Regions from separate parts of the Mus musculus genome. Here regions 1, 2, 3, 4, 5 and 7 are each linked to region 6. The links are chromatin loops, found by intact Hi-C in ENCODE. Cell type or tissue: heart. All regions are shown on one strand. Region 1 has its middle 46 kb from the start of Lpp. Region 2 overlaps Gm31814 (a long non-coding RNA gene). Region 3 overlaps Lpp (LIM domain containing preferred translocation partner in lipoma). Region 4 holds the start of Lpp (LIM domain containing preferred translocation partner in lipoma). Region 5 has its middle 24 kb from the start of Gm32126. Region 6 overlaps Gm31527 (a long non-coding RNA gene). Region 7 overlaps Gm38456 (a long non-coding RNA gene).

What was found. Peaks named below come from ENCODE experiments on the same cell type or tissue, not always from the same donor. Only the 100,000 strongest peaks of a DNase experiment are listed, where the experiment ranks them.
Region 1: it touches region 6 in a loop (4-fold over the local background); 13 of 42 quality-filtered maps call a loop at or near these places.
Region 2: a loop joins it to region 6, with 2.8 times the contacts of the local background. A loop is called at or near these places in 5 of 42 quality-filtered maps.
Region 3: it touches region 6 in a loop (4-fold over the local background); 3 of 42 quality-filtered maps call a loop at or near these places.
Region 4: a loop joins it to region 6, with 10 times the contacts of the local background. A loop is called at or near these places in 20 of 42 quality-filtered maps.
Region 5: a loop joins it to region 6, with 2.2 times the contacts of the local background. A loop is called at or near these places in 8 of 42 quality-filtered maps.
Region 7: it touches region 6 in a loop (3-fold over the local background); 10 of 42 quality-filtered maps call a loop at or near these places.

Annotation. Positions count from the first base shown.
Region 1 is chr16:24,345,784-24,349,783 of GRCm38, reverse strand. No RefSeq gene overlaps it. Among named protein-coding and RNA genes, the nearest start is that of Lpp, 46 kb to the left of the region's middle. In heart, no CTCF peak of the experiment used is centred here; a DNase peak (open chromatin) is centred at 1,613; H3K4me3 peaks cover 305 bases; H3K27ac peaks cover 1,281 bases.
Region 2 is chr16:24,236,121-24,240,120 of GRCm38, reverse strand. All of the region lies in intron 1 of Gm31814 (a long non-coding RNA gene), which reads left to right. Among named protein-coding and RNA genes, the nearest start is that of Gm31814, 25 kb to the left of the region's middle. In heart, no CTCF peak of the experiment used is centred here; a DNase peak (open chromatin) is centred at 1,790; H3K27ac peaks cover 894 bases.
Region 3 is chr16:24,432,957-24,436,956 of GRCm38, reverse strand. All of the region lies in intron 1 of Lpp (LIM domain containing preferred translocation partner in lipoma), which reads right to left. Among named protein-coding and RNA genes, the nearest start is that of Gm24440, 29 kb to the right of the region's middle. In heart, no CTCF peak of the experiment used is centred here; a DNase peak (open chromatin) is centred at 2,246; H3K4me3 peaks cover 720 bases; H3K27ac peaks cover 3,260 bases.
Region 4 is chr16:24,391,455-24,395,454 of GRCm38, reverse strand. Lpp (LIM domain containing preferred translocation partner in lipoma) reads right to left here and starts at 2,105. Exons shown (of 13, transcript NM_178665.5): 1 at 1,851-2,105. Lppos (LIM domain containing preferred translocation partner in lipoma, opposite strand) reads left to right here and starts at 1,800. Exons shown (of 2, transcript NR_037954.1): 1 at 1,800-2,101; 2 at 2,348-2,899. In heart, no CTCF peak of the experiment used is centred here; DNase peaks (open chromatin) are centred at 864, 1,814, 2,104 and 2,224; H3K4me3 peaks cover 3,137 bases; H3K27ac peaks cover 3,383 bases.
Region 5 is chr16:24,181,422-24,185,421 of GRCm38, reverse strand. No RefSeq gene overlaps it. Among named protein-coding and RNA genes, the nearest start is that of Gm32126, 24 kb to the right of the region's middle. In heart, no CTCF peak of the experiment used is centred here; a DNase peak (open chromatin) is centred at 1,921.
Region 6 is chr16:23,989,689-23,993,688 of GRCm38, reverse strand. All of the region lies in intron 1 of Gm31527 (a long non-coding RNA gene), which reads right to left. Among named protein-coding and RNA genes, the nearest start is that of Bcl6, 2.8 kb to the right of the region's middle. In heart, a CTCF peak has its summit at 2,358; DNase peaks (open chromatin) are centred at 2,328 and 3,688; H3K4me3 peaks cover 690 bases; H3K27ac peaks cover 1,391 bases.
Region 7 is chr16:24,280,948-24,284,947 of GRCm38, reverse strand. The region is part of intron 2 of Gm38456 (a long non-coding RNA gene); the gene reads left to right. Among named protein-coding and RNA genes, the nearest start is that of Gm38456, 13 kb to the left of the region's middle. In heart, a CTCF peak has its summit at 2,342; DNase peaks (open chromatin) are centred at 2,467 and 3,197; H3K27ac peaks cover 1,120 bases.

The sequences.
Region 1 (4,000 bases), 360 kb before region 6:
CATTCTGGCATGCTGTCACTCTGGTGCTAGGTTTCTAGGTAGAGAAACCCAAATGGTAGAAAATAAATCAATTTTGTTTTTTGAAAGTATATTGATCTGAGGGCAGGGGATAGGAGATTTCTGGAGGGGAAACTAGGAAAGAGGGTATCATTTGAAATGTAAATAAAGAAAATATCTAATAATAAAAAAGACAGTATATTGATTTGATAAAGATAAGTTACTTATAGATTAATCAATATATTCCAGGCACTGTGCTGGGCAGAGAGGAGAGTAATGAATGAAGCATATGTTTGACCATTCGGCTTAATAATAGTCAAGGAGTGGACGAGTGAGCAGGAAGTCAAGACAGTTGGGAAGCTGTACCACAGGACTAGTCAGTGAGCAGGAAGGGGTAGGGACCTGTGTTACATGGAGAAGGGATCAGAAAAGAAATGATGGTTGAATCACTGGGCAGGTCTGCTTGTCATTAGGTATGTCATTTGCTGATGGTCCCTTAGCCAGCTTTTGCTGTTGTCCTTTGTTTTGGGGTGCTTGGAATTCAATCAGGGCCTTGGGTGTGCTCGGCAAGTACCCTACTGTTGGACTACAGCCCCAACACTGTTTATCTATTCTTTAACCTCTCTCTTTTCCTTATTTTGCTTGCTTGGTTTTGTTTTTCAGACGGGGCCTCACTATATATAGCTCAGCTAACTTGGGACTCCTTCAAGTGTTGGGAGTGAATGCCTGGGTCACCATACCCAGCTTTCTTTTGGTTCTTTAGCAGTTATTAATCAGGACCATGACAGGTACACTTTGGAAGTCTGACCTTTCCAAGTCTTTTGTTCAAGTCATCTTCCCACCGTGGGTGGCCACTGGACCTAATTCTAGCTAAGATGGTAAAAACAGGAAACAGATGCAGGGATTCTTAGAAGTATTTGTTTTGTGGCACAGGTGCCATATTTTCCTTCCATCCCACCCTCAGCACCAGACTGTGTGTGAGGGTTGGCAATGGAGTCACCAGAACCCAACTGCCATTAAATAAATCTAGAGAGTTTTGACCCAACACAGTTACAGTGAACCTATTGATCCTCTTGGCCATCATGAACAACGTTGTATGTGAAAAACAATTCCTTAGCATTAGTGATCTAGGTCTTTGTTATAAACTTGTATCTTACAGGTTTGAGAGTACTTTTGACTTAGACCTCTTGTTTTGATAACCTCTTAACAAAGTTATCTATTATAAACAACTCTTAAAAAAAAAAGAAAACAAAACAAAAAAGATCTAGAGCAAAGAAAAGAAGAAAAAGCAAGCCAAGTCAAGCCAGCCACAAAGGGGCTGTAGATAGCATCTCTTTGGTTACTCCTTTTTCCTCCACAAATGAGGCACTACTAAGATTTATCACTGTGAGATTGAGACAAGAGTTATAGGTGTCTGGCCTCCTGTCTCTGCACCACCGTATATTTCTTTAATGAAGTGTGAGACCAGAGCTCCATAAATTCCCATAGTAGCAGAAGCAGGCAGGAGCTCGTCAGCGGAGCTATTCAGGGAGCCCAGCATCACTCTTTGCGTATTAGAGAAGTTCACAGCTGGCTAAAAATAGGCTTGGAGAGAAGAAGTCGCTTTTAGACCGCAGCTCATTTTGGATTTCTCTGGAGCCCCATTCTGGGCCACCGTGTATTTCCTTTTTCCTTTCGTTCTAGTAAGAGCACCCAGGCGGGTCAGAGACAATAGCTGCATGGTTATCTTTAGTTCCACTGTGCACTGAAAGCAGAACTCCGAAGAAATAACAGTAAGCCCCGGGGTACATGGACTGTTACTGCTTTTTAATAAGCGCTAACGCGAATCGAGTCTTTCCTGTGTCCTGGTCTCAGTGCTTGCTTTAAATTCTCAAAACAACCCCAGGAAAGAAAAAAAAAAGCTATTAATAGCCTCCTCCCATCTTTAATGAGGAACCAAAGATTCAGAGCAGACAAGCAACCTGTTTCCAGCCATAGAGCCCTGGGGTGTGAACCAGCGTCTGATTCTTTTCAGAGCCTGCACCCTCAGTGCCACCCCTGTAAGGATACACGCGCCTTTCTGCATCCCATTAGTATGACTCTTGTTGTAGGCCAATGAAGCAAGCAGAGGGGGACACTCCAGGGCCTCCTCGGGGAACGGACTACACACATGAAACCGGGACTTGAACTGTCAGTTTTGGAATCTTTCAAGACACAGGCAGCTCAGTCATGGAGTACACGTGGAATCCTCTCACGAGACTGCGTTCTAAGATTCAGCAATGGGTCCTCTGTCAAGGAACCAGCTGGCCCTGGGCTGCCCTGATTTATTTAGGGTCTTTGAAAGACATGTTCCTCCCTTATACCTGTAGTGAGCGATGTTTGGTACTTGTATGTACGACCTCAAATGTAATACTGTTTTCACGGTTGATCAAGCAGTCCTTCCTTCATATTGCAGGATCGAAGTGTGAGTTGGAGAGGGTAAATGTCTCCCGTGGAATGCGGCCAAGTTAGCTGATAAAGCTAATACCAGATCTCTTTGAACGTTTAAATTATCGAGTGACAAGAGAGCTGAGCCTTAGTTTATAGGGCTGAGGGTAGGTATTGTGCACGTGGATTTTTTTTTTTTTTGAAATACCTGAGTTTTGAAAAATAACGGTGTTCTGCCCACATTTTCAAGCACAGTGGTAGTCAAAAGAAAAACTCTATGGAGGTAATAATACCTTGTATTTTAAATACTACTTGTCTCTGAAAAGCTCAAAGCACTCTATAATCATTTCCTTATTATCACTCTCAAAACTTCCTGGGTCAAAAAGTTACAAAGTTTGTATCTTAACAAACGGGCCTCAGTTTCCTCTTTGGACATAAGTGGTTAGATGGTGAAGTTATCCTCTTAGAACTGTCAGTCCCAACAGTTTTCCTGCTCTCCCCTTCCCCAGCCTCAGAAGCACCCTCCCAACCCCCAACCCCTGCCAGCCAGGAACCCTGCTTAACTCTTTGTAAACCTAACAGGGGAGTCTCATGGTATAGAACCGTGAACTATTTCAAGTTACAAAGGTTCATGCAGGTAAGGCTAAAGGTGGAGATGCTTCCAGGTGGGCAGGGGCGAAAGGCCAGAGAGGTACGGTGGCTCCCAGTCTGTCAATTTGGATGCTTGGAATTGGTGTTTGTCTTAGGGTTTTACTGCTGTGAGCAGACACCATGGCCATGGCAACTCTTATAAAGAACAACATTTAACTGGGACTGGCTTACAGGTTCAGAAGTTCAGTCCATTATCATCAAGGCAGGAGCATGGCAGCACCCAGGCAGGCATGGTGCAGGAGAAGCTGAGCGTTCTACATCTTCATCTGGAGGTCAGTAGGAGACTCTTTTCCAGGCGGCTAGGACTAGGGTATTAAAGCCCATGCCCACAGTGACACACCTACTCCAACAAGGCCCCACCTTCTGATAGTGCCACTCCCCGGGCCAAGCATACATAAACCATCACAGTGTTAGGTAGTACTTTTATGAAAATATTTTGTTGTAGTTTTAAATAAAATAAAAGTGGTCAGTGAGACCCATCTTTTTTATTTTATTGAAGCTCTGCCTCACTACAGGTTGTACGTACTCCCCGACTCTTAGTGCAGACCCACAGCACAGGGCTGAGACCCTGGGTTCTGGAATATGCGTGACTGAGCAGACTTCTTCTTAGAGAGTGAAAGGGATTTATTCTCCCCGAGCACCTTGATTAGAAGACTCAGGAAGAGGCAGGCGTAGCAGTTAGCACATGCTGTTTCTAACTAGTCCCCAAATGGTTCTCCACCTCGACTAGGTCATAAAGAAACAAAGTCAAATACAAACACACACATGTGTTTATATAGCTACTGCCTTCCAGTGAGCTCAGAGCATATGTCCATATACATAATCCCATTGGTTCTCCTGGTTAGTGACAGCCTCAATTTGTCTGAGATTGCTGTAGAGCAGAACAGCTGATCTGGGCTCGAATGGCCTAGTTGGTGACATCAGTTGTTGAGTGAAGACTCTCTGA
Region 2 (4,000 bases), 250 kb before region 6:
AGCCTTTGTAAGATGGAGCTGACATAGTTAGTCCCTGCTCCTCTTAGGGTCTCTTGCCTGCTGCTTGCAATGGGTTGTCCTCCGAAGATAAAGATGTTCCTGGAAAATCTGGGATGGGGGTCAGGTGAGTTGGTTTTACTTTTGGCCTGAAGCCCCTGCAAGGATGTTTGCAGAGTCCTGGGGCCTACATGGGCAATGAACCTGCATGGGCAATGACCTCAGTCAAGAGGAAGCCCTCTGCAGGCCTTATCCTATACCGTTCCTGCAAGAAGGGGCTGGGGCAATGGGTTCCAGGGTTTGCAGCCCGCAACAGAGTTGCAAATCTGGACTAGGGGGTCAGAGAGTGGAAGGCAGCTACTGCATTTCTTCTTTCTTTCCATACCACCCTTGCCTTTCCTTTTCCTGTCTTCTTTGCCAATTCTAAGTGTCCTTCCTATATTTTTGTGGTGGTTGTTTTCCATCTGCTGTTCTTGACTTATTTCATCTTTCATTATTTAAATTTAAGTAGGTGATAGCACTTCTCTAAGTTGACTCACGACTCCCACTCTGCTCTGCCTCCTTAACCTTCCCCCGTTCTCTCTCCATGCTGGTCATTCTTGATTTCTTGACATTTTTTTCTTTTTTTGGACATTCCAATGGGTACTGTCTCAGGCCACCTGCATAGTGTTTCTGGTGCTGACTCCCATTGCCCCACATGGCCACACGTCTTCTTTGACTTTCGGGAGCTTGCTTTAACAAACACGTTTTCAAAGGCACCGTCCCTCTACAGGCCGTGTAAAGATGCTGCACACTCCTCTTCTTCTCTCTGCTCTCTGCTGATCTACACACGTGTAACCCTGCAGCTTACTCTCCTCTTGTTCATTGTCTGCACGGTAGGAAACCAGAACATAAGCTTTATGGAGGGCAGGGCTATTTGTCTATTTAGGACAGAGTCTGGCATGATAAATGGAGTAAGAGAGCAGATATGATTCTTTCTAGTGATCGACAAAATATGTACGCGTACTATTTTACTACTAGAAATTAAGTTCATTAAATATTTTATCAGTTCAATCGCCATCACTAACTATACTTGCGATAAAGGTATTAAGTGTTTTATAGATAGCCTCACTGCTCTAGATTCTGTGTCCCCTGTACTGTGTTTGAGGCACCAGATCAGGTCTGGCTTCTTGTAAACAGCTGACAGGCCAGCATTTCTCCTCCGTGTCTCTACTAGTGAAGTAGCTTGCACGCTCCCTGTGGACCTTGTGGAATTATTGGGTTAATTCGATAGCACTTCAACATGGAGTCGACTCCAAGGCAAGTCACCCATGCGTGGTTCACTGTTGCACACCAGTAAAGGACTGGACGAGTGGCTTCCAATGATGATGGAAACATCTAATGGGATAAGAGAGGCAGGTGTTGTGTGCAACTTAGTCTTCACGGGGGGACTGAGCTAAGAAAAGGATCTTAGGCAATGTGAGTGCTATTTGCGAGCGTATCAGGAGGGAACGGGAGCAGAGGCCAGCTATGTCATGGAATATTCCTTGCTTTCTTCCATTCCCCTCAAGCTCCGTGCTGGTGCGTCTCTTGCTGTGTATTATTGACAGAGGAAATGCTGATTCATGGGTCTAAGTTACAGGAAACCTTGTTTCCTGGTGAAGAAACAAGCTTGGTGGAGCTGCCAGCACCCTCCCTGCCAGTTGCTGCCACATGTCCTGCTCTGGGCCTGCACCCAGGCCGTCTGAGGAGGGGCAGGCCCCCTCAAGCTTAGCCAGTGAGATCACTTTCCCTGGCCCAGCTCCTCACCATGCCTCTCTGGGCCTTTCTGCTCTGACCTTACAATACCTTTCCAGCCCATCTCCCTTGCTTCCTGCTTGCTCCACCAGCTGAAGCCACCAATGAGCATGCCCAGCTCTCCCTGGGCACCTTGTATTTCCCACTCTGTGCCATGGCTCCTCATGTTCCCTGCCTGAACTGGCCCCTGAGCCCGTGTTGGCCCACTGAAATCCTACCTCCCCTTGAGCTCTGCACAGCTGTTCTGCTATATGAGGCCCGCTCTGCTTCCTTCTATTTATTACTATTCCTTTTAGTAGGGGTGTTTCCAAATATGTGAGCATTTGCGTACACTTACCAGCTCCAGCAGCTACCTGATTCCTCCTAAGTAGCCCCAGTTACTTTGACGGAGATTTTTGAGCTCCCTTAGCCAACTCTTGTAGTCCTACTTAACTTATGTTTCTTGAGTTGCACACAGAAGAAGGTCAGTCAGTGGCTTTACTCACCATGAAGCCAAACAGACATGGATTGAGCCAGCCAGTATTACAAGACAGTCAGTGGCAAGCTAAGATCTTTTCTTTTTTTCCTGAGAGGCCTCATTGAAAATGGTCATGTAGTTACTGTATCTAAACACAACAGATGTTCAAGTTACATTATTATCACATGTGTATAAAATAAAAAAAATTAATCTGCTAGCCAGCTGATGAATACAGGGACTTCTTAAGCTCGGCACCGAGCAATCAGCACTGGGCAGCCCTTTCTGAGGTCTGCTGTGTTCTGTTATCTGATCTCCTCCTGCTGCAGGAGATGGCTGATTTAGATGAAGAGAAAGCCATCTGATAATAAAGGCCTGTGTGAGTTAACCAAAGTTTAAAACGGTAAGTGTTATAAAATCATGTCTCTTTGGCTGTTACATGGATTAGAAAGCAGACATTCAGTAATGGAGGAATTTAACTACTCTGAAGTTACCTCTAGTTAGACAGATAGGAAGAGAAATGAAGGAAGTTTAATATGTGCACTTGGACTTTGGAAGGCTGGGAGCAAAGGCATGAAGAGACCATTGGGAAGGTAAAGCAAGAAATAGAAAGCCAGTCCTGGAAGAATGGCACACTTTCATCTGGACCGGACACAGCTCACGCCTGGACTTTGGCCTATAGTAAGGAGTCACCTGAAAGTCCAGTCTAAGGTGCTTGGACATTCCTGTGTCACAGTAGGAGGAAGAGTCTGGTCATGAGCCAAGAGCTGAAGAGTGGAGAGGGGATAGGAAGGTAGTCACCTCAGTTCCTAGATCACACAGAGGGTCTGCCACCAGTAAAGCAAGAGACCAACATGGCAGGCGGCTTGCAAGCTATGGAGGGTCTCTGGGAGTGTGACTCTCCATATCTAGCATTGTTTCAGCACAATAGGGTACCTGATGGCAGGAGTCATTGCCCCGAAAGAAGGGGAAGAGAATGGGGAGGAAGGTTAGGGAGACTGCATACGACAGTGCAGTGTGAGTCAGAGATGTGAGCAAGGATACAGCTGGAGAGACTCCTGAAACCTTTCTCCCTTCCTATGTCTTGGTTTTCTGTTATTATTCCTGTGGAGATGCTCATAAAACCTTCCCCATGAGAAAGCTGCTCATGTGCCAGGTTTGGGGATAACATGTCCAGGCAGGGTTTGTGGGAGGAGCTGGGTGGGGAGAAACGTTTAGCATTCCACAGCAGTTACAGTTGTAAAGAGATGGGAATTGGTGGGATTTGTGGAACCAGTGGGAGGTGGGGGTGGGGGTGCGGGATGGACACAGGTTTAAGGTTTAATTGGCAGGTATTTCCCTGGATATTACAAGTACAGACAGGAACAAAGGCTTCTCAGAGGAGACTCATGAACTCTATGACAAGCAGGGTTCCACGACAGCAGAGAACATCAGACCTCAAGACCCACGAGAAAGTGTCCTCATAAGAAGACCCATCCCTCTTCCCACTGTTCACATGAAAACTATAGCTCTCATCTTAAAGAAATACGAGATAGTTTATTTCATATCCATTTTGAATGACCATAGGCCAGGAACACAGATTTCAGTTGCCCGAATTTCATGTTCCAATGTAAAAGTAATTTCACAGGGTTTGTTTTATTGTTTTTGTTTTTTGTTTTGTTGTTGTTAAGCACAAATAAAGTCATAAACCAAGGCAACTTTAAAATACACTCACTGGTGAGCACACAAAAGGCAGGTACAGGGAGATGGGGGAGCTATTCCATAGGTCCAATG
Region 3 (4,000 bases), 440 kb before region 6:
CACAGCTGCAGACACCACCTGCTGACTCCCACTCTTCTCATCTTTTCAACCATTTTGTTAGCACCTCGTGCTTTGAATTAATTCCTTCCACTTAAACTATACAGAATGCTTCTCCAAGTGTCACTTCTAATAGATACAGGAAGAAAAAAAAGAAAGAGCTGGTTCCTTGATCCATTCCTCTGTATCTCATGTGTCTCACTCTACGTCCTAAGATGTTTCCTATGCACAGGCAAAAATACCTCACTTGATTGCAATAAGCCAATAAATCTAGAACTCTCAAACTGATGTAACAGGTATAATAATCTAGTCAGTTACCCAACAAGCTTATGGTCAATGTAAACACCAAGCCACAGAAAACAAAGCCTGCTTATGGCAAAATTATTGACCTCTTCCTTAAAGGTTCTAGCTTGGACAGTTTTCCAGATTCACACCTCTTAGGCTTGCTTGCTGCACTCCTGGACCATCCAGCCTCACCCGGCGCCATGCTCAGGACTTGAGAAATGTTTGCTCCTTTCTCTTATCTTGGCCAAAAGATGAACGGTGCTTTGACCGGTGACCCCAGCAACATGTCCAGCACTTACAGAGTTTTGCCACTGCAGCAAGAGTTGAAGTCCCCTCCCCTGAAACATGGGTGAGTTTGAGTCTGCTCCAACCGATGGAGAAGAGAAACACAGCCTCTGACTAACAACTACTGGCTAACAACAGCATGTTGGTCAGGATTCACCCTCCCTCCTTCCTTCCCTCTATTTGCCTCTCCCTCCCTTCTTCCCTCCCTCCCTCCCATATCCCTGTCCCTTTCCTCCTTCCTTCAACCTTCCTTTTAAGGCCATCAAACTAAGTGCATGCTGCGAAGAAAATCTATCCTGGAGAACATATCCAGCCATCCTGACCTGTGACTGTCAGCATTGCGTGTCTCTAGTGCCCAACCTTTAATTCCTCCAGCCAAGACCACAGGCCTTGTAAAACAAAAGCTCTGGCCATGTAGGCAGATTTCTTCCTCCTTCTTTGTCCTGCCTAAATTCTTGACCCAGAAAACTCATGAGCATATGTGATTGTTATATGCCCTAAGTTTGCAGCCCTGACTATTCTTTCAGCTTCACCCATCCCTGCTCAGACCATTTCTTCCTACACTGATGAAGTCCATAGACGATCTTGTATGGAAATGGCTCCACTGCGTGGTTGGAAACAAGGTACAGGTTCTATCTGTTACTACAACTAGGGGACACAGCAGAGTTAATGGGGGAATTGAAGATAAACAGACACAGACCAAGAGCCTTGCTCAACTCTACATCTGCCTAGTGAGTCCACTGAGGACTATGGCCTCTGCGGGCCTCTGTGCTCTCATCTGTAAGAGGGCTGGCTGAGCATGATTAGGAAGGCTAACTGCTGAAGGGCTTGTGAGGATGAACTGAGAGCTACCCAGAAACTGCAGCCATCTCTGCAGCTATTGACTACCCAGCACTTCCTCCTTGCTAGTGTGACCTCATCCCCAACACAGCTCCACTGCCTGCCTGCTCAGCATGGAGCTCAAGGCCTCAGACATGACACGCAGGTCAGAAACACTCAATCCTGGCTAAAAAATAAGCAAAAACTCCTACCTAGCGCATCAAGACTGCAAGCTCCAGTGGCTAGGAGTGTACACCCTGGAATCTCTGGCACAGATTCAATTCCCAGCTCTGTCAGGTCTCGCTGGTGGCCTGAGCTCTCTGTGAATGTCTCTTTATATGCAGAACAGGGACAGAAATGACACTTTCCTCACAGAACCAATACAAACGAAGTAGCCACCACTTAGTCATGTCACCAAGTATGTCGGTGCATGAGCAATCCGAGACTCATTCAACTGTAAACCCTGGTGCCTGGTGTACAAGGTAAAGAGTCAGGATCCCAGCCCATCTCTCCAGCATTGTACCGAAGCCAATGCACTTCCCATGCTCCCCCACAAGCACATTTAATGGGAAATGTATCTCACTTGAACAGGGGAAAGCAGTCCAGACACACCAGGGCTGTACCTCTGGGCATAGCAAGATGATAAGGCCAATGTCAGAAACCCTGCTTTTCAGCACAGTCAGCTCCTGTGGGTAAAATTAGCTCAGCTCTGTTCCAGTGCCAACCGGAGCCCCAAGGCAAAACTCACCCCAGGCAAAGCACGACCTCACCTGACCCTCACTCTCAGGAAGGGGTCCCTCATGCACCTCATTAGGGACTGCAATGACTCACTAGGCTCTTTCCTGTCTCTGGCTGCTGAGTTCACCTCGCTGCTATCCAAAAGCGCAACTCCACAGGAGAACTAAAGACAAATGCAAGCAGCCATTTCGGCTTTCTTCCCTCCGAGGCAGCTCACAGCAAGGACTGAGAAGGCTGCTTGCAATGCCAGCTGTGTGCTGAGAAAGCTTCCTGAGTTGTATAACCCAGCTCACAGGCAAAGAGCGGGCACTTGCCCAAATAGACCCCTGAGGTGACTATCCTTAGCTTTCTACAAAAAGGACAGTGTTGACAGAAAGACAGGCCTCTGCAGTACCTCTGTACCCTACAGCACACAGCACAGTAGACTAGAAGACCGCTAGAATCTCCTCTGCACCCTGTCACCCCAGCCGAGCAAGGACCACCTCTTCTAGGACCCTCCCCATTCACACTGCTACCTGAGTAAATTCCACCCCACCACACCCGCACCCCTTACTCTAGAGCACTTAGTCAGGCACAAATGACTAAAGATACAGAAATGAGAAGAATGTCCCTTCCCCTCCAGGAAAAGCAGTGAAGTTCAACAGAGGCCCAAAAAGGAGGAAGCAGAGATAAGTAAGGTCAAAGGTCACAGGGGACCGTAGTCCCAAAGGGAATGAGCAGGCGACGGGGGCAATGTTTCAGAGGAGAAAATGCAAGTGTCAAGCCATAGAAGGTGACAGAGAATCCAGGTACATGCCTGAAGACACGGCTACCACCTGCTGACTCTCCCCTTTAATAGATGCAAAACATTTGGAATTTTACTCTGGGTGAAGAAATTAGAGACTTTGAAAAATAGAGGTAGGCCAGAACATGTTCCTGAGTCTATAATTCCACTCGTGAGGAACAGAGAACACAATCAAAAAGGGCAGGACCAGGAAAGAAGGCCAGCTGAGAATGCTAAGAGAAAGGCTGAGCTCGGGAGGGGCCCTAAAGGACGACAGGAAGGGAGGGTTGTGGAGTGGCTGCCACCATAGCTGACAATACAAGCTGAAGACAGGGCATCCTGCATCCCATGCCCCCACCCCTCCCCCCACCCCTTGTGTTCCGCTAGCAGTGACTTGCTTCCCACAGTGACAGTGACATACTGAGTCTCTTTAAAGACTTCCAAGTGCAATGTCCAAGAGGCAGTGACGTCATTCATACGTGGGCCTCCAGCTCACGAGTTCCAAACCAGAAAACCTCACGCACCCGGCAGGAACACAGATTCAAAGACAACCCAAGACAAAGTTCTGGAGCCCCTACCCCTCTGGCATGTGAGAAGGGCAGAAGCCAGCATGGAAATCTGGAAGAAAAGCTAAGGACATCAGACTGAGAGAGAGAATAATACAAAGGCCAGGAGAAACTATGCTGGCAAGTACTAGAGTTGGCATCACACAGTGGAGTGGAGCACCTCTCTCCAGACTGAAACAGGTTCGGACAAAAAGAAAGAAGAACATAGACACATGTGTAAAGATAAATAAAGAGGAGCTCAGAGACCAGCATCCCACAAAGACTCCATGTCTCCTCCCTGACTCTTTAGACTACCCTTGACCTCAGGGCACAGTGTGTACCACAGATCATCTTGTGTACTTCCTGGCCAGTCACATTTTTGAAAAGTAACAGAAATTAATTTTATTAGTGTATTCCATTTATTACAACACACCCAAATACCATTTCAAAGTAACAAAAACAAAATTTATTTACGTATACCTTTAATCCCAGCACTTGGGAGGCAGAGGCAGGCAGATTTCTGAATTAGAGGCCAGCCTGGTCTACAAAGTGAATTCCAGGACAGCCA
Region 4 (4,000 bases), 400 kb before region 6:
CCTCCACAAAGGGTGCTACTCAGTCCTAGGCCTAATAACCAAGTCAGGAACTTGGCTTCCTCTCCCACTGCCTATGCCCAACTCCAAGGCCAGAGCTGCATACAAGGAATTGCAGGAGGTGGTGTTGGGAAAGAGAGGAAGGAGGGAGTTCAAGATAGGCAAGACAAGGCATTGCCCAAGCTCAGGACCCGGGTGTGTCCCCCTACCCTTCACATAGCTAATCCTCAATAGATTGTATTCTGGATTCCACAGGCTACCTTCCAAAGATTACATACAAGATACACAGTTTCCTCTTTAAGTGCCCCTTGGCATTGGCAAGGACACCAGGAGACTCCTGGGAAAGCAAGATTCTTACTGGGTTTCTGCACCAACATCCCCCACCCCACCTCAATCCAGCAGTGAATATGGGGCTAGCAATTCAACTTCTGTGGACCGGGGTCTACTTCCTGTTTGTAAAACTGAGAAAGGGTCCCGCTGGGAGAGGTTGACACACTCTACAGTAGCCCTGTACACTTTCCCTCTTCCCCTAAAGCTTGTCTGAAAACTCGCTTGTGCCGGGAATAGTGAAAACAGTGAACCATTAAGTCACTAACATCTTTGAGAAAAAGTTTTACTGCAGAGGCAAGTTTGCAAAGGGAGTGTATAGAAACAGGAGAGTCCCAGAAAGGATCCGCGGAGAGCTCTTGCCAGGCCTTCCTTGTGGGGGAGGGGAAGCAGTGGACCCCCTTCCTAAAGAGAAAGAAGGCCAGAAACAGTTTACACTGCCCTGTCCAAGTACCCAAGCCACAACTCCACTGACACGGTCTCCTGTCATACTCCCACCCCAAGCCACGAACACAATTCCACCCACGCCCACTCCCCACCCTTATTTAGCCTTCTCTGGTCTGCAGCTGCCTCCCTGACACGAAAGGCCTCGCCTTTTTTACTTAAGAAAACTCCCTATCCTTCAAAGGAGTCAATCACAGGCCCCTCTGGGATTTCGGGTCCGGCCATGGAGGCCAAAATAAGAAAAGTCCTTCCGCGAACTCCCATAAAAAAACCTGATCTTTGCGTTCTCTCCAGGATTTGGCCCTTCCTACTTTGAGTCAGGTTAGGCTCCTGCGTTCCAGTGAGCGCTCCCAGAGGGCAAAGTTTGGCCTCTGTAACCTACAGTGCTTAAAAGCAGTGGAGACTCCACAACCGCTTACAAAAAGATAAATTAATTAATAAATTTTTTAAAAAATTTTAAAAAGGCAGCAGGGGAGCAGAGGTCCGGAGCCACCGATCTTAACCTGGCTCCACCTTCCAGGGATGACTTCCAGGAAAGCCTGCCTCTCTTTGCCTCGCCTGCCCTGACTGTAAAATGGGAAGACTCCGAGTCACTGGGTCCCTAGGCCCTTTCCGCGGTGACAACTGGGATTCCACGAAAGCTCGAAGCCACCGGGCGCGGCCCCGCCCCCTGGGCACCCAGAAAGGCCCGGGCCGGGGGCGCGCTGGGGACTCCCGCATCCGCCCCTCCCCCACGGCGTGCACCCCCGCTTCCCGGCCGGGGACCCGCACTTCCGCGGCGGGCGGGGCGGAGCAGGGCGCCCCGCGCTCCCCACCACCCTCAGCGGCCCGTCCCCCGGGGGGTCGGGGGGTCGAGCGGCGCCCGCGGGCCGAGGCTGCGGGAGGAAGCCTTCGCTACGATACCTGGGGGAGGAGGTGGACCGGGCAGCGGCGGCCGCGACGGCTGGAGGCGGAGGCTCGGGCGGAGGAGGAGGTGCCGGGCACTCCCCCTCCCATTGTCCCGGCCCGGCCCGCGGCCCGCAGCGGCCCGCTCCGCCCGGCCCGCGTCCTCCCCGGTGCCCGGCCCCGCTGCCGGCCCTTACCTTGCAGCGGCCGGCTCTCCCCCGCCGCTAACGCTACTTATCCCGGGAAAGCTCGAGCGGGCCCCGGGAGCGAACCCACAGACAAAAAGTGAAACTTCAGCAGCAGGCCGGGAGTGGCTGCTGGTTGGTGCTCTCCCCCTCCTTCCTCCCCACCCCCTCCCCGCGGTCTCCCGTGCGGTGCCCTGAGCGCTGGAGGCTGACGTCAGGGGCCTGAATTCCTGACTTTGCCTGCACGCATTTGTCCATGTAAGGTATGGGGAGGCGTGTGCCCGCGGGCCGCCGCACTAGCCGGACGGGGAGGGGGCGCGGGGGGCAGCGGCGGCTCGAGGTGGGTGACCCTGGGCAATGCACTTCCTGGAGGAGGGGACGCGGGGGGAGGAGGGGGTACAGGGAGCATGGGAAGAGGAAGGAAAAGAGGGATCTGCCTCCACTGGAGGAAGAGGAAGGAGATGCAGGAGGAAGTCGAGAAACCGGCACAACTCGGGTCTGTTCTGCAGACGACAGATTGGAAAGCTGAGCTTGAGCAAAGAGATCCTGCCATGGAACACCCCACCCCCCACCCTAAGAGCCTCGTCGGAGCCCCGCCCAGGACTCCAGCAGGACTCAGAAGTCCGGGATGGTAGAGAGCAACTTCAGTTCCCTTCGCACAGGAGAGCTCCGAAGCTGGGACCTGACCCAGTCCTGCCCCGTGGAGAGGAGCCAGTATTCTACTCTTAGCTGGGTTTCCGCCTCCAGGCACGACCCGGCCTCTAACTGTGAGCTTAGACCCAAGTTAGAGCTAGGCAGATGACTTGACCCACTGAAGTGACTAACCCCAGTTCCTGGAAGGTTGTGGTTGACAAGCCTTGAGAAACAATGGCAATCGAGTGCTTCAGGGCAACTTCCTGTCCTTTGTTCAAAGACAAGAACCTTTGGAGTTTAACTTTTGCTTCCCAACCCTGCCCTGCCGGAAAACCAACCAGAAAGCTTGCTCTGTTCTTACAGCTTAAAAAAAGAAAATACACGAACTGGGTGAACTGGTTTGAATAAAGACAAGCCTGTTCTTGGAAGGTTGGGTTTGGATATTTTGTGTTTGATATTTGTAAAAGTGAGCAACGATGAGAACCCCTTTTACTAGGTTAAGATTCCGGCTAGGAGACACTGGAAGCCCTCTGGCCCTCAGTAGTGAACGCTTTTCATCCCGGCACAAGAGAGGTTTACATAGACACTGTCACAAACTAACCAAAAACACAGATTTGGGTGTGGGTGTGTGGGTGGGGGTGTGGGTGTTTCTATCCTGTATCCTTTGCTTTACCCCAGTCTCCCAAACAACTTCAACCCATGCTAATAACACAACCACCCATTCTGGTCTTTGATTGGGTTGGGTAGGATCTAAGGAAAATACCATAACATGACCTGCACAACACAGCTGTCTGAGCATGCCCCTGACCTTCCCACTCTCAAGCCACCTTCCACCACCGTGGGCCCTCACCTTCTACAGCCTAACTCAGTCATGCAGACAGAAAAAGTACACCAGGGACTTCAGGGGTGGGGACGCTCCAACGTGCCTCTTCTCCGGTTATATTTTGATGAACCTTTCGGACTAAGTGTCAAAGTACGTACTCCTGTACTTAACATGTATTGAACATTTCTCCGGCAGTCTTCAAAATTCAAACACTTCTGGGGCCAAACTGCTTAACCCCTTTGCCCTCCCAAGTTTTCCAGCTACACACACTCAAAAGTAGGATTACAGCAGGAGAGAACACGGGTACCTGTGCGTTCCACGGGAAACAGGCTCCCAGGGGTCCGGCTTTTTAAGAGATCAGTGTATTCACTCTACCCTAAGCATTTCAGCCAATGCGTGCCCTCTGTGCTACTGCAATGGAAGTCATCCATTGCTCGTTTAGGTATAACAGAACTTGACCAGCATCCCTTGCTTCCTTTACTCCCTTCTCAGTAACCCACTTATAAAGAATAATAGAGTTCTAATGAGGATTAATAAAATTTAATAAGGTATAATTAGAGTCATTCATTTCCTCAATCATACACATTGTAAGAGTGCTGTGTTGATCCAGAAATGCTACTAATTATGTTGAAACTGTTCTCTGTGTTGGGGGAGATCACTGTATCGCTTCTCCTGAAGTACTGATGCATCACTCAGGTAGGCATGG
Region 5 (4,000 bases), 190 kb before region 6:
TCACCCTATTTACCTAACTTTATGTTCTTTCTTTCTCTCTTTAAAGAAAAAAGCCACCACCACCACCAACAACAACAACAAAGAAACAAATTTCCCAATGATCAAAACAAAGCCACTAAAAGATATGAAAAAACCAACCCACAAACAAGGAGTTTGTTTAGTGTTAGTACACTATTCCTGGGCATGGGACCTGCCCTGGGCTGTGGTTGGTAGATCCAGTGACACTCCATTGGAGAAAATGGACTTTCTCTTTCCCAGAAGCTGACAATCAATCCCAAATAACTTCTTAGGGGCGGGGCTCTGCATCTACTTCCCCTTCTCAGCACTAGGATTTAGTGTGGTTTAAACCTGCTTTCTTACACAACTCAGGACCATGTATCCCGGTATGGCACCTCCCACAGTGTACCAAGTCATCTCATAGTCATCATTAATCAAGAACATGTCTCACGGGTATATACCCACAGGTCAGTCTGATGGAAGGAAATCTCAAGTGAGAGTCCCTCTTTCTGGGTGACTCTACTTGGTGTCCAGTTGATGAAAGCAAACCAGACCAGCCTGCGGAGGCAGTTTGCATGCCTTCCTGATGTTCCTTTGCACTGAAGGTCCAGAGAGTGAGTGTTGTGGCAGATTCAAGCATTGGAATGTCAGGAGGAAGAATCACTATGAGCCAGGGTGAATCCAGAAATGTTTTTGTTTTTGTTTTTTTTTTCCAGGAGAAAGCATTTTGTAATGTGTTGAGGTGTAAACCCAGGGCAATACTCCAGAGGCTTAAATGCATGTTGTGGGGGTTCAAACAACCCCTAAAGGCTGAAGCAGTACAAATAATGTCAGGAGGACATTTCAAAGCCACCATTGTAAATGAATGCAAGGAGACTCCAAATGAATGGCTGCAGTTTTAACTGTTGGGTGTTTAGGAGTTGCCGAGCGTCTGTGAATGGACAAGTCATCTGAGAACAATAGTATTATAGAAAGCTTTTTATTTAATTAGACATGCAAGATGGATAATAAAAAAAAGATCACAGGGGCTCTGAGCATGGAGTCAGTTGGACTATACTGCTGTCTTTAAAAGTTTTAAATTAACTGATGAATGTGCTTGTGTGTGTGTGTGTGTGTGTGTGTGTGTGTGTGTGTGTGTGTGTGTGTATACGTACATGTGCCTTCCTGCGCTTGTACAGGACAGTGGACAGCTTGTAGGAGTCAGTCCTTTCATGGTGGCAAGTGCCTTTACCTGATGCCACCCCCTATTATACTGCTTTCTGTGTAACCTTTGTTGATATACATCCAGATATAAATATAAATACATATAATCGCCTCTTCTCTACTTTAAAAATCTGTCCCATCTATCCCCCAGTGAAGTGTTGAATATCACTTTCAATGAGAAATGTTAAAGAATTTTAAACTATAAAGCTATAGAACAAACCCAAGAGATAATGAAATAGCCAGGTGGGTGAGAGGAAAGCTGTAGGAGCCCTGGGAATGGGTGGAGGGAAGATTGGTGGAGGCCAAATATCATCTTCCCTTTTCTTTCCCAGTACTTTCCAGTGTCACCTGCCTTCAAGTGGGAGCAATCACCAGTCTGGGGCACACAGAACTGATGATCTAGAGTCAGAGAACCCAAATCCTTAAAGATCTCTAGTAACTTCTTCAAGGGAATAGGAGAAACTAAAAACCTGGCTCTTCAGCTTGGGATGTCAGCAAACATCTGGGCTAGAGTTTTTCAGAGTTGGTAAGCAGTTATGAGAGACAATGACCAGCCAGGCTGCAAAGGCTCTGGCTCAGTGGTGCTGTGGGTAAGTGTGAGTGGCAAGTGTTCTAAGGATGACGGGCAAGGCAGGGCTGGCTCTTATGGAGGAGGAGGGTTAATCCAATCCCAGCAGGTTGGGATCTGAGTTCAGACTAGGTTGGGAGGCTGATAGAGAAGCACCCGGGCCTGCAGCCAGCCCTGGGCTTCAAGTGGAAGCATTTCACAACCTCTTTTCTCCAAGGGTTATGTCCTTGGATTGACAGCCATTGGGGCCATTTAGGGGGAGTGGAAAGTGCATAGACTCAGAGCCAAAGAGCTGCATTCCAGGCCTGGTTCTGTCACTGTCTGCTGGGGTGACCCTTCCTTTCTGGGCTAGTGTTGAAGCAGGCTAGATGATGCCTGGGGCTTCTTTCAGATCCAGACCCCTTTTAGCGTGTGTCTTTTCAGACTGGAATGCAGTGGGATAGTGACTGTGAACTGACTCAGACCCCAGAGTAACAGAGTTCTATGACTGGACTCTAAGCTCTGGCAATGATGGCAACCTAGGAATTTTCAAAAATGTTTGTCTTGGGCAGAGACAACTGTATGTAGGTCAAATGAATAAGAAATCTAGAACTCACCCGAGTTTATGCCTCCCATGCTATGGAGTTCGGTTTACTTGAAGGAGAATTTCCTCAGATTACAAACACTGATCATTTCCATCCATTCTTAGAAAGTAAATATCTGATATGCTCTTCCCCCATCTCCAACCAGACTCTCAGTGATAAATGTACTTTCTCTCTTGAACTTGAACCCTTAAACTTCCTGGTCAAAAAGAACACTAGCTCTGGCTTTTGTGTGTTGGGACATGAGGGTCAAGTTCACTAAATTGACTACTTGGTCCCTTGGGTATCCAAGGAGGCAGAGATGCTCTATAGCAAGTTGCTCTATCTATGCCATCTCTGAAGGGGGACCTCCTCTCCTCCAAGTCCTCCACAGAAGTCACTGTTGTTACTAAATTCCTCTAAGTCAGTGGTTCTCAACCTGTGGGTCGAGACGCCACAGGGGTCGAACATTAGACATTTCCACTGTGATTCATAACAGTAGCAAACTCATAGTTATGAAGTAGAAACAAAAACAATTTTATGGTTGGGGGTCACCATGACATGAGAAACTGCATTAAAAGGTCAAAGCATTGGGAAGGTTGAGAACCACTGCTCTAAGCTTTCATTCCAGCGTCCAGAGAAACCTCTAAATAATGTAAAATGTGTGGGAGTGCCCAAGCCCTTAGATGGGGTGAAGGATCCAGAAATTGGGCTGCTGCAGTCCTTACACAAGGAGAGAAAATCAGGATAAGTAAAAAAAGTCACTGAAATTTCCTGCTGAATATCGGAATGGTCACAAGACATAAAATAACCAAGCAAACCAAGAAACAAAAACAAGCCTTCAAAAGAAACACAGAGCTAGGGAGATGACTCTGCTGATGAACTGCCTACTATACAATCACAAGGCTCCAAGTTTGGATCCCTCGCAGCCACATAAAAAAGCAAGGCACAGTGTTCCACACATGTAACCTCAGCCCTGGGGGGGGGGGGGCGCAGAATTGGGAGCATCCTGCACTGGAGATACTGTGCTCTATGATTGGTATTTATCTTGCTTCCTCTTCATCCTCTGAGATAACCCCATTTTGTAAATGAAGAAAGTGAGGCCCCGAGGAGGTTAAGTAACTTTCTCTGAACCACCAGAAAGGAAAGGGTCAGGCTGGATTTTGATGGAGGGATACAGATGAGATACTCTTCATGGGGAGGAAAGAATAACCCTATAATTTGGGTTGAATGAAGGGGCTTGGGGAGTTAAAGCCAACGGGGCTTGAGGACTTCGGAAAAAGGACAGGAAGCTGACCTGTGGAGTTAGGTGAGTGTGGGCTCAGAGTCTGGAATATTGACAGACGATAGGGACTTGAGGTAAGGAATGTAGCAGCCCAGGGCTTAACAGCTGCCTCTTCCCCTTGCTTTGAGCACCAAAGACACAACCTACTCTGGTGCAACTGCACAGGTGTCCTGAGAGCTTCCTGTCAGCCAGTCTTGCAGCATGAGACACTTCTCCAACCCCCCCCCCCACCATTGTCAGAGCGTACCCTCCTGTGCTTTGGATTCCTGTGGACTGTACCTTTCCTCAGCCATTCTTGGTTCCCCAGACCCAAAAGCTCAGAAAGGCTGCAGCAAATGAATCACTGAGTTCTTTTATTGGAACTGAAATCTGAAGAAGACTACCTGG
Region 6 (4,000 bases):
TCCCTGCCACCAAGCCAGCTTCAGATAGGCTTATGCAGAGTCAGGTGTACAGAAGGTGGTGTGGAGACGAAGAAGAAGAAGAAGAAGAAGAAGAAAAAAAAAAGGCAGGCACAACACGTAAATCAAGTTTTTCCACTCCTAGCCTCCGGTGGTAGAGAGCAGCCTGGTAGGCAGGGCCAGCCACCCTGAGTTTACAAATACTCAAGTCCCTCCCTCCCCTCATCCCTCTCACTTTATGGTTTAGTTTCCGCTTTTCCTCCTGCTAAGGTTTCATAGGAAGTGAAAACCCTGCTATTCAAAACAGTGCTGGAACGCAAAAAGCCAAATGATTGCGTGTTCCCATCCTGACACTTCTCTATTTTAAAACCCAGATAGTCATTGCCATTTAAATTAATGAGCAGAGCATGGGCAATTGGTACTGTGGTGAAAAAAGCCTGTAAGCCAGGCTGGAAAGGTTTGCTAAAGAGGGGCAGATGATGATGGTGGTGAAGAAGAGGAAGAGGAGGAAGAGGAGGAGGAGGGAGGAAGAGAAAGGAGAAGGAGAAAGTGGAGAAGGAGGGAGGGAGGAGGAAAGGAAGGAGGGAGAAGGAGGAGGAGGAGAGAAGAAGAAGAAGAAGAAGAAGAAGAAGAAGAAGAAGAAGAAGAAGAAGAAGAAGAAGAAGAAGAAGAAGAAGAAGAAGAAGAAGAAAACGACGACGACGACAAAGAAGAGGAATGGACGAATGAGCCTGCTTTGAGCAAGAGGAGAAACTGAAATGAGATCTCCTCCTCAGGAGGTGACAGCACAGCTGCCAGTAGGCTCAGGTCTGCCCCCCTGTACCAGTGTTTCAGTATTTTTTTTCTCCGTTTCCTGCTCGTCCCTCAATCTATCAGAAAATCCACTAACCTATCCTGTGGCTGGGGATAATATACAGAGAGTTTTTATAGAATGTTGTTTCTTTGTTTTTCAAAGATGAAGTCTAATGTAGCCCAGGTGGCCTTCAAATCACCATGAAGCCAAGGAAGACCTTGGACAACCAATCCTTTTCCTCCAGCTTTCACATATATGTCTGGCTTGTGTAGAGCCCTTCCAAAGGAAGGTCTTGAAAGAGAATAAAGAGGTATGCTTTTCAATAGAACTGTCAATGTTTACAGCTCAGACCCTTCATATAGCCACACAAATTCTTCACAAATCCAAATGGCCCCAGCTCCTATAAGCATAGCCTGGAGTCAGTTCTCAGAACCAGCTACTGTTTACACAGGGCCTCATGCAGCCTTGCTGTCCTCCATTCTGCAAGCACAGGATACACACCCCTGAAGGCCAGATTGTCAGGTCAGCCCGATCTTCAGAATTGACCACGGGCATCAAATCACATGGATTCGTTTTGAGCTGTGACTCTAGGTTGGCTCACGAGGGACAGTCTAGTCTTTGCGAAGACAGAGCCTGGAGGGGTGATTATCAATCAGTAAGGCTCCTCGTTCTAGAATCTACAGTGCTGAATTGTGGGAACGGTCTTGGGTGTGAATTGTGTTCCATCCCTTCAACAATGTAATATTAGTACCGAGTTATTTTATTTTGTAATAGAGCTTATATTTACCCAGCAGCCGTGATCAAGGATCTTTCCTAAGCTCAGTCCACGGGGCAAGGAAGTTGGCCGAGTCCCCGATCCTGAGTATTAGCAACCAGGAATCATTAACTCATGGCATTAGCTGATCCACGTTTTTCTCAAGTCTGCAGAAATAATTCATAAAACCCCAGGGCATGGGATCACTCCTGTGGGCTCCTTAAGGATGATTTAAAGGACTCTGAATATATTCCGGTCATTTCTTTATCCCAATAATAATAGCACTGTAGAATTCAAGGGCCTTACATAGCTAGAAGTGATGAGGTAAGACCCATAAAGAGAGAAGAAAGGACATGCAGGAAGAGATTGCATTGGTATAAAACTCTATTAAGTCACTTTCTCTGGAACCGAAGAAACTGAAAGGTGAGCGCATAATTTTCTTCAACATCCATTCAGTTGAGAGAAAAGAGGCTCATCTAAAAGCAGGTGCCTCCTTCCGTTTTGGTTATTTTCTTCCAACATACACACTTTGACTTGGGGGGTGGGGTGGGAAGAGAGAGAGAGAAGGGGGAAAAAATCAAAACACAACAACAAAAATCCCACCACAGTAACACAAACTCTGGCACATGGTCCCAGGAAGGATAAGAGGTCCTAGTGCTGGGTTAATAAAGCAGGGCTGGTGAGCTGTTGCTCTGAGAAACTTTTCAGAGAATCAAAGGGTTTGAGGTATGAGAAGGGTAAATTCCTTCCCAGCCCCCACTCTGGCTGGCTCTACCGCCCGAGGGAGCACATTTCCCTTTGCTCTGCAGCGCCCCCATGGGGATAAAAGTGGAATAGCAAAGGGAACACAAGACCGACAGTCTCTCTCTGTCTCTCTCTCCCTCTCTCTCTAACTCTGTGTGTGTTTGTGTGTGTGTGTGTTTTGAAGACTTGGTGGTGGGAGTCAAGGGATAAGACACAAGGTCACTCTGAGAAGAAAAATAACCAAAATCACCATAAAAGTAATTCTATTTATGAAGACAACAATACAACAAAACCATACACCTGCGTTCCAAAGCTAAATTGCATCTAAGAAATTTGAAGTACTTAATGCTCAGAAAAGGTAGTAATCAGACAGCTAGCTACACAAAGAAATTCACTTCAGCAAAATTAGGGTGTCATTTTGGTCCAGTGGGATTAACTTAATACTCTAAAATGAGAGGGAAGGGGACTCTAAGACACAAAAACCCAAAGCAGCCACCCTGCTTCCGGGCAGTGTGGATCAATTTGACAAAGTCACCGTGTCTTTGGAAGTAAAATGTTCATTTTCCCAACAGTGATAGGATTAGGCCTATGTGTATTCCTCAAAAATCCTTCACAAGACAGGCTTTTCCACCGAGACTGCAGTAATCCATCTGCCAATACGTATTAAAGCATTCAGATTTCTCAGGGACAGACAACGGATTTTCTAAGTTCCAACCCTCACAGAAAACAACCAGCTCCTTCCTCGACTCCCCCAGTTCTAAAACCTGTGACATCATCTTTTGAAGTGGTGGTACTCCAACAACAGCACAGCAAAAACTTCTCATAGGACCAGTCCTCTGTACCCCACAAGCCAGCAGTCTTCCAGAACTCTGCTTGCATCTCTATTTTTAAGCCCACGTTTAGGGTTGTGGTCCACAAGTATTCATTAGAAATTAATATGTGGAGATATTTTGCGAATGCTTGAAAACCCCTCTGTGATTTAACGAGCCACTTGAAGGACTTTCACAGCTAAAGCCCAGAACAGCCTGACCTTTGAAAGAGTCTTTTGCTCCAAACACTTTGAGTTCATTCTAGTTCTTAAGGAATCTGAATATTATTTAGCTCACACCCTTCTTGCAAGAGACAGACATAAAAGAAACAAGAGTCTCACTCATCCAGGGATGAGTAGGAGGGCAAAAACCCCGACCAACATTTAAATAAGGAAACTGCAGCTATGAACACATAACCCAGGGCCCACCGTGAAAGGAGTCTGCCCTGTATTCACCTTTTAAAATAAAGGAAGAAAGAAGGGAAAGAAAGATTCCGCTCCTCTCCTCCCCTCAGCTCTGCTCCAAAGCCTAGAGGACCCGGCTGCGAGCAGTGCGCCTAGTGTAGCACAGCCTGTACTCAATACGCGCAGTATCTGTGATCCTGGCAGCCAGGCCTTTAGAATTCCCTCAGGCTGATCCCTTCAACACATACTGAAGAGATTTTTTTTCCTTTCTCCCGACGACCTTGAAACGAACCCAGTGGGGGTTTAAAAAAAAGGGTGGGGGGAATGTTCAAGACCTTAAGAAAATAGCAAAATACAAACATGTATTTGGCTTCACAGAATGTTGTAACAGGCAAACATTACACGTACCCACACACACATTTCTAGCATCAAGAAATTTCCTGAGAGTCAACAGTAACAGAGTAAACCCACCACTCGCTGTCCTGGAAAGAAACAAACC
Region 7 (4,000 bases), 290 kb before region 6:
CCCTAGAGAGAACCATTTTGGTGTGATTACTAATAATATAATTTTGTGTTCACAAGGGTGTTTCTGCAATGACAATAGATTACTCAGTTGTCCTAAATGGAAATATTGTTTTGTCTGGATTCTTCATTTTATTATTTTGGTTTTTATTTTTTATCTTTACTTTACTTTTTGAGAAATGATGGTCCATAGAAGAGAAATGACTTCCCAATCCACTCAGAACCCGACCAGCTGCCAAAGTCCTTGTCTTTGTACCTGGGAAGGAAGGAGAGGGGACCATAGTGAGAGGATGGTTCCCTTCTCTTCTCCTCTCCTCTCCTCTCCTCTCCTCTCCTCTCCTCTCCTCTCCTCTCCTCTCCTCTCCTCTCCTCTCCTCTCCTCTCCTCTCCTCTCCTCTCCTCTCCTCTCCTCTCCTCTTCTCTTCTCTTCTCTTCTCTTCTCTTCTCTTCTCTCCCATGAAGTAATTCCTCAGCAGGAGCCAGTCCTCACCCCCATCCTTCTTGATTTCCTGGAAAGTTATCAGTAATGGCTTAGTGCCAGTGGCTATGACAGAGATGGGGTGTGAACATTACCGGAACCTAGAGAAGAAAGCATTTCGTGTTTTTTTTTTTTTCTGTAGTCAAGAGAACAAGCCCAGAGGGAGCCACACCATCTATTAATGTAATTAGGTCTTGTTTGCACTTCCTTAGCCAGGACCAGCGTTGACTTAACTCACTACCTTTGGAGGTAAATGATGGAGGTATCGTCATTAACCTTATCCAGCTGAGAAAACAAGTTCCTTTCAGATGATTGACTTGGTTTAGGCTCCCCACCTAAGCATCAGTAATGAGACTAAAGCTTAGTCTTACATTTCCTTGCTTAGCATCCCCTATATCTCTTATTTCCTGCAGTCTGCTTTGAGGCATTTCCAGTGCACAGTCCCCATAAGAAATGTCTTCTTGACATTCAAGCAACTACATTCTGATGTTAGAACCCACGGTAGATTTATCTTCCCTTGGCTCTGTGGATAGTGGTATTAGAATATAGTTCATGATCAACCAGAGACTATTCTACAAACACCACCACCATGTAATGAGTGTATGGATGAAGGATAGGGTATTTTATCAGGAGAGAAGACTTTTGCCTTTAAAATAGTTTCTGGGATGTGAAGAGTAAGAATGGGCTGTGCACAGCAGCTAACTGTGCAGTGCTTGCAAATCACTGACCTGTGACTTGCAGAATCCTATTTTAGAAAGATTTGTACTGTTAAACTGAAGTTCCTTATTTGGAACTCACAGCATCCCTGAGCAGTAAGAATCCATCTCTTGACAAGATATGTAGGTTCATCCATTATCATAGATGCAGAATGGATGCAGGGTCAGGAACCCCAGAGAAGGTCTCAAACTGTAGCTGACCCATGAGTAAAGCACTTTTCCAAAGGGGGAGGGTGTTCAATGTTCTTAAATGACAAATTTGTGATGGCATTAATTAGTGTGCCGAAACTTCTAAAGCCACTAACTAGATCTTCTTGTTTTTTTCTGTGAGTGCTGTGGTAACCTAGTGTGTGTATACAGAAGTGGGGCAGGCAACTTAGAAACCCTTTATCGATATGCTGTGCTATCATATGACAACCTTGGGCTCCACGGTGTAAATGAGGGGCTAGGTGCCTTCCAGCCTTCAAGAGATACAGGTTGCCCTTTCCCTGGAGTTTGCAGTCACTCTACATTTCAGAATACGGAACTGGTGAGATGGGACAAAGGTCGTGAGAATCTGAGGTGAGAGCATCCCAGCACATCATGTTATATGAAAGTGTCCTTCATGATGCTGCCCACTGGTGCACAAAACGTAATATTTTACAAAATATTTGCACAACCACTGTGTCTTTTGGTATGTTGGGCATTCAGATACGGGCCTTTAATGAAGTACTATGAAAAACTGCAAGGGGGTACCTGCAAATATTGGGAAGACAAAGCGAAAGGACCCACCCCTGTCCCCCATGAGGAGGAGAGAGAAACCTCCATGGAGTAGAGGCCACTCTGACGCGTAAGTGGATAAATCACGCACCGGAAGCACAAACCTAAGAGGATAGAGGCTGTGGAGGAATCAGGTCTTTTGGGTAATAAACGTCAAGTTTATCAAGTCGTGATGTCCAGGCTGTGAGCTAACTGGTTTCGAATACAGTGCAAAAAAAAAAAAAGACCCTAGGCCATTCGATACTCATTTTCCAGGAGAGGAAGTAGGCTCTAGAAGTCAGGACCTTTGCTAAAGTCACGCTTGTATGTAAGGTAACCCCAGGGCAGTCGGGAGCTCAGCATAGAAGCTGTTTTTTGCTACCCTGTGCTGCCTCCAGCAGGCCTGAGCCACCGCCTTCCTTGCGTGGGAGAGGCCTCCAAGCTGTTTTTCCTGAGCCAGTGGGGCTGGCTCTGGCAGAGAGTGGAAGTGGGTGGGGTGGGGGCTGTGAAGCAGAGGAGGGGCCTAACAACAAGGGCTACATTCAAGGCCTGCACTGGAGCCGATGGAGGAGAATGGAAAGCTACAGTCTCTTGGAGCCGTCCAGCCTTGGCAAGGCAGCAGGGGCCTTATAAGGAAATGTTGTTCCTTCTCAGCCAGTGGGACTGGGATAGAGCCCTAGGCTTTCAGGACAGAGCTGCCCTTGTGGCGGGAGGCTGGGGGTGCCACCCTCCAAAGCTCTCAATGGGCCACTTCTGCAGGCTCAGCATTCCCTCTCAGCCTGGGGAGCTGCAGCCCCTATTCCCCATACCCACCCACTCCTTAGTGCCCAGCGCTGATTGGAGGAAAGAGGAATAAAACAAACAAACAAAACAAAGACTTGGCAAGGTCCCTGGCCTCCTTGCTTTTTGACACTGAATTACCCAGAAAACGGATTGAAATCAAACTCTATCTTTTCCCTGATGGATGCACAAGTAAAGGGATCCCTCGTTGACCTGCTGGCCTCTCCAGCACCTTGTCTCTCTGTGAACACAAGAATTAGCACCTGGCTTAGTCTGGTGCAGAAGGGCAGGAGGCTGAGATGCGGCAGGATGGAGCCTTATGCCCCGAGTGAATCTACCTTTTTCCATCTCCCACAGGAAAGCAGGAGGCTTTGGAACCCACAGGAGAAGGTGATTTTCCTCAGCTGCCTCACCTGGGCCAGGCAGGCCGGTGGGCCTTCGAGAGTCAGAAGTGTATAGAGGAAAAACACAGACTCCCCAGACACAGAACTGACTCTTGTTGGGAAACAACAGTAAGCATTACTCAGCCCCTGGAAAGAGGCCTTTTCTGCAGCCAGGCAAGGGAAGCCCAAGAAGACCTCACTCAACTTGATATTGAACTTGCCAGGGGTGTTGAAGCAGAAAAGATGTTTAATGTGGCCTTTTGCTTTGATCGTTCAGACAGGCAGAGACCCATGAAATCCTGGAGCTAAGAGACTTTGAAATATCCCACTCTCTTCCTAATGCTCCGATTCCCTTCCCAGCCTCCTTATTAGGGCACCACAGCCAACAGCCAGCATGTGCGTCTGTGACCATGCTCTCTGGCCTTCAAGAAGACTGTCTAGTATCTAAAGATCACCCCTCTTCCCCTCACCCAGAGTGCCAGTCATTGTGTACAGAGCAAAGCTATGAGAAGCATACAGGAGACACACCGATAAGACTTCAAACCCTAGTGAAAACACAGGGTTTTGAAGTGGAAAAGTCCTCTTGACCACACTAAAGTCTTAGTCAGGGTTTCTGTTGCTGTTTTAAAACACCATTGACCAAAGTCAATTTGGGGAGAAAGGATTTACTTTATCTCATACTTCTAGATCAGAGTTTATCACTCAAGGAAGTCAGGGCAAGAACTTGAGGCAGGAACCTAGAGGCAGGAGCTAATCCTTGGAGGAATGCTGCTTGCTTCCCATAGTTTGTGAAACCTATATTCTTATAGACTTGGGACCACCAGCTCCAGGGTTACCACCACAGTGAGCTGGGCCCTTCCCACATTCATCATCAACCAAGAAAATGTCCCATAAGCTTGCCCACAGGAT